2 separate regions of the Homo sapiens genome follow, and region 1 is linked to region 2. A link is a loop called in an ENCODE intact Hi-C map of the cell type or tissue named here. Cell type or tissue: heart right ventricle. All regions are shown on one strand. Each heading gives the region's core, and the rest is flanking DNA. Links, peaks and the distances in the headings are about the cores only.

The links. Hi-C counts contacts between places; a loop is a spot of excess contacts. Peaks named below come from ENCODE experiments on the same cell type or tissue, not always from the same donor. Only the 100,000 strongest peaks of a DNase experiment are listed, where the experiment ranks them.
Region 1: a loop joins it to region 2, with 3 times the contacts of the local background. A loop is called at or near these places in 4 of 110 quality-filtered maps.

The regions. Positions count from the first base shown.
Region 1 is chr9:75,598,404-75,603,785 of GRCh38, reverse strand. No RefSeq gene overlaps it. Among named protein-coding and RNA genes, the nearest start is that of PCSK5, 290 kb to the left of the region's middle. In heart right ventricle, for the core only: a CTCF peak has its summit at 2,291 (motif pointing left); no DNase peak of the experiment used is centred there.
Region 2 is chr9:75,262,814-75,268,195 of GRCh38, reverse strand. No RefSeq gene overlaps it. Among named protein-coding and RNA genes, the nearest start is that of OSTF1, 180 kb to the right of the region's middle. In heart right ventricle, for the core only: a CTCF peak has its summit at 2,544 (motif pointing left); a DNase peak (open chromatin) is centred at 2,508.

The sequences.
Region 1 (5,382 bases), core at 231-5,230, 340 kb before region 2:
ATTTCACTTCAGGTAAGTAACTTACATTCTTTACACCTCAGCTTTCTTATCTATGAAATAAAAAGTTTGGATCAGAAGAGTGCTTTTCAAAATACGGCTATGAAACTCTCTGAGCAGAATCATCAAAAATTTCTATTTTAATTGCAAATTTTCCAGATGAACCTCAAAAACATCATACTAAGGGAGAAAAGTTAAACACAAAAGGCTGTATGTATACTGCAAGATTACATTTATATGAAATTCCCCAAACAGCAAAATTACGGGGCTGGAAATCAAACAGGTGATTGCCTGGGGGTTATAAGCGGGGGAGGGAAAGGAGATGGATTGTAAAGGGGCATGAAAAGCTTTGTAGGGTGATGCAACTGTTTCATATCTTGATTGTGATGGAGATTTCATGGCTGCATACAATTATCAAAATTTGCAAAGCTGTACACCTCAAGGGAGTGAATTTTGCTGTATTTAAGTTATAAGGCAGCCAAAACTTGGCAAATTCCTGGGCCTTATCAGAATCTGAATTTTTAACAAGCTCCCTCAATGGATGTTTTATTCACTAAAATTTGGGAATTACTGAATTTAATAATGTATTCATCTCTTACAAATTTAGAATTCCATAAAACTCCACATTGGGTGACAGTGGCAGTGTTACTTGATGTCAAAGATAGATGACAAAGGATATTTTTAGCTGTTATGCAGACTATGAAATATATGGAAAACTAAGAACTCTAGAAGTTAAAAAAAATTCTTTTTAAGGTTGGGGAACTTCTATCAACGGAACAGATTTAGAAGAAGATTAGGAAGAAGGACTTAGCGTGGGGGATAGGAGAACTTCTGGGGCTGGTTGTGTTACCTAGTCCATGCCTGGACAGAGTTCCTTTGCCTCTGGCTACATGTACTCATTCTTGAAATTCAGAAGAATGCAGGTTTGGAGAGCAAGATGAGCCAAAAACAGTTAATAGTATTTTTTTTTTCTTTCTGTCCCTACAAGCATCATTCTCATTCCTGTTAGTCTGAGTTTTTTTTTATTTTTCTTTTATTTATTTATTTATTTTGAGACAGTGTCTTGCTCTGTCACCCAGGCTGGAGTGCAGTGGTGCTGTCTCAGCTCACTGCAACCTTCACCTTCTGGGTTCAAGTGATTCTCCTGCCTCAGCCTCCTGAGTAGCTGGATTACGTGTGTGCACCACCACGGCCTGGCTAATTTTTGTATTTTTAGTTGAGAAAGGGTTTCACCATATTAGCCAGGCTGGTCTGGAACTCCCAACCTCAGATGATCTGCCTGCCTCAGCCTTCCAAAGTGCTGGGATTACAGGCATGAGCCATTACGCCCGGCCTGTCTGGGTTTTAAATAATTTTAGTAAGCTAATGAATCCTTTTCCAAATCTCTCAGGCCTATCATATTGTTAGAGATATAAAACACAATGGGCTGTCCGAAGTTCCCTGGAACACTGCTAATTATCCTCAGAAGAGCTGAGCACAGCAAGGTCTGGAATTCTAGCTCTTCTGCCATGCATGTGGATTATGACATCATCCAAGTTAATTGATTGCATTCCTATCTACCTTTCCGTTTGGGACCATGTATTATTCAGAATATTTTTTTGTTGTTGATACAAAACAAGAAGTGCTCATCCTTTGGAGCAGTGCCTTGGTGTCTGAGATCACGTTATTGATGGTTAAGTGCTGTCAGTTACTGGGGAGGGACAAGGATCTGCCAGTGGTTGCCTGGAAATGGCCTTAAAGTGGGCAGAGGAGGGTATGAGAAGATCCAAAAACCAAAGAGGATTTCAACACTTGGAGCATAACAAACGAACGATTCTTCAACAAACAAACGCTATAGATAGAGTCATGCAGTAAACTCCTAAAGGGGAAGCAATAAGCTAAGAATGACCAGGCTCAAATATAGAAACATAACCCAGGCCACTTTGGCTAGCCAAGGAAAAATGCTTCATAGATTCACTCTCTCCCGCCTTCTTTTGCTGCCTAACTGCTTGTTTTTATCCTTCCTTCCCCATTCCTCTCTCCCTGCCTTCTCCCCTTTCTTCCTTGATTCGTCATTTAAACGAATGTCTTCTGAAAACAGGTCCAAAATGGGACTGGAGAAATGCAATGAATATGAAAGTCACAGTTCCTATGGAAAAGCTCATAAGCTGGCGGGAGAGCCCAATAGATGAACAATGACAATTAAACATAAAAAGTGCTTTAGTGAAACCAAGTGCCACAGGAGCCCGAGGAGCAAGCACCTAGCTCTTCCTAGGGAAGCTTTCTTACCTTATACCAGTGGTTCTCATAGAATAGAGATTTGTGCCTCCCAGTGGACATTTGGCAATATCTCAAGACATGCATGAAACAAGGACAAGAGAGCAGACATAGAAAGAAAGAAACTTCAGATGGTGATGTAGCTCTAATACTTGTAGAAGGAGAGAGAGAAGGAAGAAGGCTGAGCCCCAGACTGCAATGCTGCCCTGTAAAAGTCTTGGTCAGCCTGAAGAGGAATCCTTGAGTAGGGATTGTCCACTATAGGAGTCATATGTTGGGCAAGAACTGCCTGTCCCTAGGATCCCAGCATGCTCAGTCACTGGCTGAGAGCTTCTGGGAAAGACAACAGTCTTGGCATGAATGCATGGTGGATACGGAGATGTGGCCGCAGAAGCTGTCAGCTGACAATGCTCCTCTCAGCAGGGTCTTTCTAGATGGGAGATTGCTTGGTGCACCCCCATGACCACCACAAATAGACTGTGTGTTGCTAAGCAAGAATTGTTAAAGGACTCCGTCTTTACTCCAAAAAGCTAGGCTGTACTTCTCCCCTGATGAAGGAGGTTGTGTAACACCTGCAAATCTTCCAAAAGCCTTTTTGTTGATAGAGCTACTGCTCTGATGTTTTGTTATTTGTCTATACAATAATGGAAGAAAGACCTTTCCTTTTCTGTTGCAAATTAAGTGAAGAAAATTTGTGATTATACACCACTCTGAGACTACAGTTTCTGCCCCTGGAATGTTAATAAAAGGGATCAAAGCATGCACACGTGCACACAGCCACACACAGACACCCACACCCACCCACCCACACACATGTTTTTCTGAAACGATTACCTATTGCCTCCACAGGGCATTGGTTATAATTTATGGAAACTACCTTTCTGTGTACAGACCATAGACAAAGGATAAGCTTGAACTCCAGGGTGCAGGATCTTTTGGATGTTTGAAGAACGCTTTTTTGGTAGATAATGGAAAGCAATATAGGAAATATCTGATATTTTGTGTCATTTTATTTAGAAGAATCCAAGGTGGCAGTGACTCTTTGACTAGCTTCAGTCACTCTTGGTGTCTTGATTTTGGCAGGTCCTAAAACATCACGTCAGGGGAGCCATCTGCCTTTTGTGCTTGCCCCTTACGAAGAAAACACGGTTCTTCTATTATGTTGTTGATTGCACTGGAGCCTAGTGAGTTCCTCAGGAAATAATGTGAACATACTCAAAACAGAAATCTGTGGTCCCAGCAACCAGTCAGAGCATGCTGTCCGTGGAATTAATGCAATCAGCCCTCTCGGTTACAAAGAAGACCCCTTATAGTCAACAGCTGGCATTTGAACACGTTCGCTGTTTAACAATAAGGAGTCATGGCAGTGTTGTGGATTTAAGAACAAGATGTGGAATAGTGTGCAGTCCTACGTGGAATTTCTTAAAACCCCACTGCCAAGAGTAACTCCTTTGAAATAGAAGAGAGACAGTAAAATAAAGAACGAGAGATACTGTTTTTAGCTCACTTCCCATCTTTGTGTGTGTGTGTGTGTGTGTGTGTGTGTGTGTGTGTGACATTTTGAGGAAAGTAATTCCAGAATTAAACCTCACAGTGAAAGTGCTTTAGTTGACACCCAGCTTCAGGAAATTAGAAAAGGACAGAATTCATTTTGCCAGCAAGCTCATCACATTAATTCATAAAATCCCCATATCGAATAACCCCGTATCAGGCACTGTCCCTTTGGGGAACATCACACAGGAGGTAGTTTATAGGAAAAAATTCTAAGTTTCCAGTTCCCATATATCAGACATAGCCAGAAAGCTGAGGAAGCAGGGGCTTCTTATGTTGTTATTTTTCCGGAGGATTTGATATATTTATTTTATCTAGAAATGGGTTTTGGGAAAAAGACAAGCTACTGCACTATGCCTTATCAATGTCAGAAGAGTTATCATACACAAACACTCAATAATGACTTTAAAAAGTGATTATGAACTAGTTCATTTCTCAATGCAGCACACACTACAGTAATAATCCAAATTGCCTGTGACTTATGAGTATATTTGGCAACAACCACTAGTTCCCACTGTAGTGTGAAATTAACACCACAGACTGTAGCTGTGGCATTTATTGAGCACAAGGGAGCTGATTATAGCCTCATAAATTCAAAGGCAACCTCTGCTATTACTTAATTAGAATCAGTATCTATGCATAAATTACAGTAGCAATAACTAGTACTGTTACAGTTAAAGATTTGTCAGCTTCCTTATTATATAACAACCCCTTATTTTTCCGCATAAACCTATAATTTAGGGAGGTTATAAGTTGTCTGTAAAAGTTGTTCAGAGGGGAAAATTGGCACATGGTATCTTGGAGGCCAGTAGTGTTTTGTTTCTAAGTAAACTTTTAAAATATTCATCTTGTGCTGTTGCTTTTTTTTTCTTAAAAATAATACCACTAAATCCCTAATCTCCCCCTAGTAATAAATTGTTTTGGCTACATATGCAAGTTTTTAGAGTATAAAACTTCATTTTAAAACAAGTGTTGTCTTAGTACTTTTTCTTTGGGGATCCTTTTTATTTTTAAAATTATTATAAAATAAACTTTACACACACACACACACATACACACACTTAATGAACATAGACTATTATCCTCCAATTTAAGTTTTATTCTCTGCTAATGTGTATAATACATTCACACAGTTGAAATCAATAGGTACACTTTCTTTGGGGTCCAGTTTTTAAATTTTTTGGCTTAACATTTTCTTGTACACACATGGGCCTCACCAACATAGCCCACATATGGCTTAGTATTCTATCAGATTAATCTTCCAAAATTTATCAGAAAAATAAAATCATCAGAGTCAAATGATAGCCTTGCATCATGCAAAGATATACTCCAGACAGAAAGGTAAGTTTTAGCCACAGGAAGAGACAAATGTGATAAATCATCAGGAAAATAGTTATCAGGAATGTGGAACAGGTCCATGAAATAAAATGAATCCATTAATTTGTTGGCACTATACTGTGTTTTTAAATATCATTTGGATAAATTAACTATTTTTCAACTAGATGTTTTTCTGCTGTGTAGATGCTACCTAATTCATTTACAAAGTTAGGGCCATATTATTTACAAAATGAGAAACTG
Region 2 (5,382 bases), core at 120-5,119:
TGCTGTTAAGTAAAGCTGCTTTCTTTTTTCATTGCCCAAATGTATGGCTTGCACCCAACTAGTCACTGCTTGGGGCCAGAGTTAGAAAATTTTCTCTTCCTAATTTATGTTTCATTGACTTTTTATGGTGGCAGATATTGATCTCGCTTTGTGTGCCATCAGATCAAATGCTGCAACCCAATTCAGAGCCAAGATCATGACTTTCAGTGATCAGCCTTTAATGTGCAGGAAAAAATGGAGGTGGAAACATGATTTATTTTCCTTTTGCAGGCTTTTTATTATAGACACAGATGTTGGGAGCTTTCTCAGCTACAGTCAGCTGTGGAATGGGGCAGGTGAACTGCCCTGCTTTCCTGGAGTGCCACAACCATAAAACAAACTGAACATTCCAGGAATGACTCATTTGATTAGAAGAGCCAAAAACCAGCACTAAGCAAAAGCAGAAAAGAACAAAGATCATTTTTCATTAGGGTTACTGATGGTCCCTAGGCATGGTCAAAGAAATGATGGAAGAGGCCACGTGCGGTGGCTCACACCTGTAATCCCAGCACTTTGGGAGGCCAAGGCAGGTGGATCACGAGGTCAGGAGATCGAGACCATCCTGGCTAACATGGTGAAACCCTATCTCTACTAAAAATACAAAAAAATAAAAATAAAAAATTAGCCAGGCATGGCGGCACTAGTCCCAGCTACTCGGGAGGCTGAGGCAGAAGAATCACTTGAACTCAGGAAGTGGAGGTGGCAGTGAGCCGAGATCATGCCACTGCACTCCAGCCTGGGCAACAGAACAAGACTTCATCTCAAAAAAAAAAAAAAAAAAAAAAGGAAATAGAAATGATGGAAGAATGATTGTCTGTTTGTTATATAAAATTAGAGACACAGGAATATCATTAATATATTTGTTCCAGAATTGATAGCAAGAATGGCTTGACTTGGCTTAGGCCGTATCCTTTTGTTGCTTATAATCCTTTATTAGTTTCTCTGAACATTTTTTAAAGAGACTGACTTCATTAGTAGAGCAGAACCATATAAGTTAAAGTCTACACAATGCATTCCAAGAGATGGACATGATTATGTTGGGCTAGAATGCCATTATAACAGACATGAGGAAATATGTAGATTATCTCATCCCTGGAGACCTTACAGATAACTTCTTGTGGTACTGGGATTTGTGGAGTGAATTCCCATTGCCTTGTTACACCACTGTGGAAGCTAAAAAAGAGAATGGGACATTTTAGAAATTGTGCATCACTGAAGAACAGGAGTATTAAGAAGAAATTTAGGCTGGGCGCAGTGGTTCACACCTGTAATCCTAGCACTTTGGGAGGTTGTGGCAGGTGAATCACCTGAGGTCAGGAGTTTGAGACCAGCCTGGCCAACGTGGTGAAACCCTGTCTCTACTAAAAATACAAAAAGTAGCTGGGCGTGGTGGCAGGCACCTGTAATCCCAGCTACTTGCGAGGCTGAGGCAGGAGAATCATTTGAACCCGGGAGGCAGAGGTTGCTGTGAGCAGAGACCACACCATTGCACTGAGCCTGAGCAACAAGAGCAAAGCTCCATCTAAAAAATAATAATAATTTTTATAAAAGAAACAGGTTTCTTTGATTCCCATCTGGAATTGGAAAAAAAAAGATGGAGAACACAAATAATGTTGGGTTAGGAATATGTGTGTGTTTGTGTGTCTTTAAAAGCTTTAAATAACTCCAAGTGATTCTAACACGTAGACAAAGCTGACAACTATGGCACTAGGTCCATCCCTCTTGGGATATTCTGAATTGGACAGTGCAGTTGCTTCAAATATAACAGTCATTGGCACAAACATTTAAATTAGAAATGTGTTGTCTCCCTACAGCACCTAGCTAAGCAAATATTAGTTCCTCCAGAAACATTTATTGAAATAAATCACTGATTTTAGCCTGAGAGTGGGGTCACTGTGCAACTTAAAATGTAAACAAGATTTTCTCAAATCACCAGGCCCCATACTATAGAAGGGCCACTGCCTTTACTAATATTTGTATAAATTCCTAGGAGATTCACATTCCCAAAGTCACCTCTGGCCCCAATTTCATGACTCTGCTGAATTTTAACTTCAACAATTCCAAAGCATCGAAACACATAAGACCCTCAGCAAGAAAGCATTCTATTCTGCATCACACAAACAGAAAATCCCTATTAGACATCCCTGTTTTTCAAGTCCTTTGTTATCCTGAGGCCAGAGATTCCTCACTTATTTTGTCACCTCAGGTGACTTCGCTGTCTTATGTGGCTGATGGCTGTTCCCCACCTGCCTCAAATCACTCCTCAGACCCCACCCACTCCCAATTCCCAGGTCTTTCCACTCAGAGAACAGACCAGCTCTTTGCTACCCCTGCTGCCAAATAGCTTCAAGCCCAACTCTGCACCTACCCATTTAGGTGCTCAGTTTAATGTGATGGCTTTTTTTAATCCTTTTTAGCAACACCAATGACTAGGAGAGACTCTAAGATTATAGCTGTCAACACTGGGCTTCAATTGGGGCTAATGCTGCCCCCTTGTGGTAGAAGTGAGAATGCTAGAGATGCGTAATGCAATTACGATTTCCCCAATATTATTCTTTCAGATTTTAAATGTATCTAAAAACACATCCTCAGTTGGACAATCTACTACTATCCCACCTTTAATTAAAGACTTTATACAGATTGATTAGGTACTTCTAAACTTTGATGCCAATGACTACTAGATAGACAGGAAATGTTCATGTACTAATACTTGCTATGTGGTCATTTATCTCAAAATTGCTCAGTGCAGACTGTATAAAATCAAAAGGCATCTGGTTAGCAGCTGAAATTCACTTATCAGGAATTCCAGCCTCCAAAGTATTTTAGTAAGAACTTCAAAGATGCTTACCAAAAACACCAGAGGGTTTCTTAGCATAAAGAATATTAGAAATCATTTTTCTCTGGTGAAATAAATGGAAATAAGTAAAATTCAGGATATATCATGGGTTAGAAAGATACTTGGGGCCGCACTAACCTTTCTTAAAACAGGAGAATAAAATCAGCAATCCCAGTGTCTTAATATCTTGGGACAATCCAGGGCTGTATTTGGTCCTATGTCCCTTTCACACTGCAGAAGACTATCAATTTACCCAAATAAGAAGTTCACATCTACTCACCAGAATGGTGTTGCATTGGCTCACAGGAAGCCTCTCATTCAAGATGCTTAGAGAAATGCCAAAAGTCGGAGAATAAGGCACTTTCTGGGCTTACAAGAATAGGTAGGTAGTATAACTGTTTTAATGTATCTTTACTCATTAAAAATGGGAAGGTTTGGTAGAATTTGGTTTAAGGCTATCTTCAATACAAAATGCCACCTGGTAAGAAAGTTGTTGAGAGAGGGCAGAGCAAAATGGCGGAATAGAAAGATCTACCAATCATGCCCTTCACAAGGACACCAAGTTAACAATTATCTATACAGAAAAAACACCTATTCATAAGAACCAAAAATCAAGTAAGCACTCATAGTACCTCCTTTTAACTTTATATCACTGAAAGAAGCACTGAAGAGACTAAAAACAGTCCTGAATCACCGTTGTGACCCCTTCCTCACTCCCTGCCTTGGTGGCATGGTATGGAGGGATTCTCTGGGTGCTGGGGGAGGGAGAATACAGCAATTGTGATGCACTGAACTCACTGCTGTCCTGTCAGAGCAGAAAGGAAAACCAGACCAAACTCAGCTGACACCCACCCACAGAGGGAACATTTAAGCCAGGCTTAGCCAGAGGGGAATCACCAATCCCAGAAGTCTGAGCTTGAGTGCCTCCAAACCTTGCCTCCAAGGGCTATAGCACTCTGTCTCCAAGTAAACTTGAAAGGCAATCTAGGCCATAAGGACTACAACTCTTAGGCGAGTCCTAGGGCTGAACTAAGCCCAGAGATAGTGGACACCAGCTGTGGCAGCCAAGGGAGTGCTCGCATCATACCTCCTCTAACCCCAGGCTACAACTCACAACTCCAAAAGAGACCCCTTCCTTCCACTTAAGGAGAGGAGTGGGAAGAGTAGGAAGGATGTTGTCTTACATCTATGATACCAGCTCAGCCACAGCAAAATAGGATACCAGTCAGAGTCATGAGGCCCCCATTCGAGGGCCTAGCTCACAGATGACATTTCTAGACACACCCTGGGCCAGAAGGGAACCCACTGCCTTGAAGGAAAGGACCCAGTCCTGCCAGCATTCATCACCTGCTAACCAAAGAGCCCTTGGACCTTAAATAACCAGTAGTAATACACAGGTACTACGTAGAAGGCCTTGGGTGAGCCTCTGAGACTTGTTGGCTTCAGGTGAGACTCAGTACATAGCCAGCTGCTGTGGCTATGGGACAAAACTTCTGCTTGAGAAAAGCAGAAGGAAAAGTAAAAGGGACTTTGTATTGCACCATAGGTACCACCATCACCACAGGGGACTAGAGCACCAAGAGGGTTCTTGGGATCCCTGATTCCAGGATGTGACTCTTGGATGGCATTTCTGGACCTAACCTGGGCCAGAGAGGAACCCACTGCCCTGAAGGGTGAGTCCCAGGCCAGGTAGCCTTCATGACAAGCTGACTTTAGAGACTGTGGGCCTTAAGGGAAGATGAGTGTTAGTCTGGCAGTACTCACCATGGCCTCGGTTGGTAGTAGCTACAGGGTGAGGCTCCTCTGCTTCCATCTTGTGGCATAAGTGACAGCTTAGCCACACTGCAATAGAATATCAGGTAGATGAAGGCTTTTGACTCTAGTACCCCACTCCCAAACAGAACTTCTGGGCCCACCTAGGGCTTGGGGGACCTCTCCCTAAAGGGAAGGACATAGGCCTGGATGGATTTGCCACCTGCTAATTATAGAACCCTAGGCCCTTCAGCGAACATAGGCAGTAGCCAGGGACTGGTTACAGCAGGCCTTGGGTCAGGGACTGGTTACAGCAGGCCTTTCTGAGACACAGTGCTGTGCTGGCTTCAGGTCTGACCCAGTGCAGTCATAGTGGTGGTGGCCACAGGGGTGCTTGTGTCACTCAGCTTTAGGTGACTGATAACAAAGAAAGAGACTATATTTTTAGGAGAAAGTAAGAGAAAAGAACAAGGGTCTCTGACTGGTAATCCAGAGAACTCCCCCAGATCTTGTCCAAGACCATCAAGGCAGTACCTCTGTAAGTCTAAGTCTGCAAGAATCACAGCATTATTTGACTTGGGATGCCGCCAAAAGCAGATACATCTTAAATCACAGCACCCAAGTCCTGTCAAATATCTAGAAAGCCTTCCCAGGGAGGACAGCTACAAATAAGCTCAGACAGCAAAGGCTAAACTAAACACCTAACCCTTTCAATGCCCAGACACTGAAGAACATCTACTAGCATCAACACTATC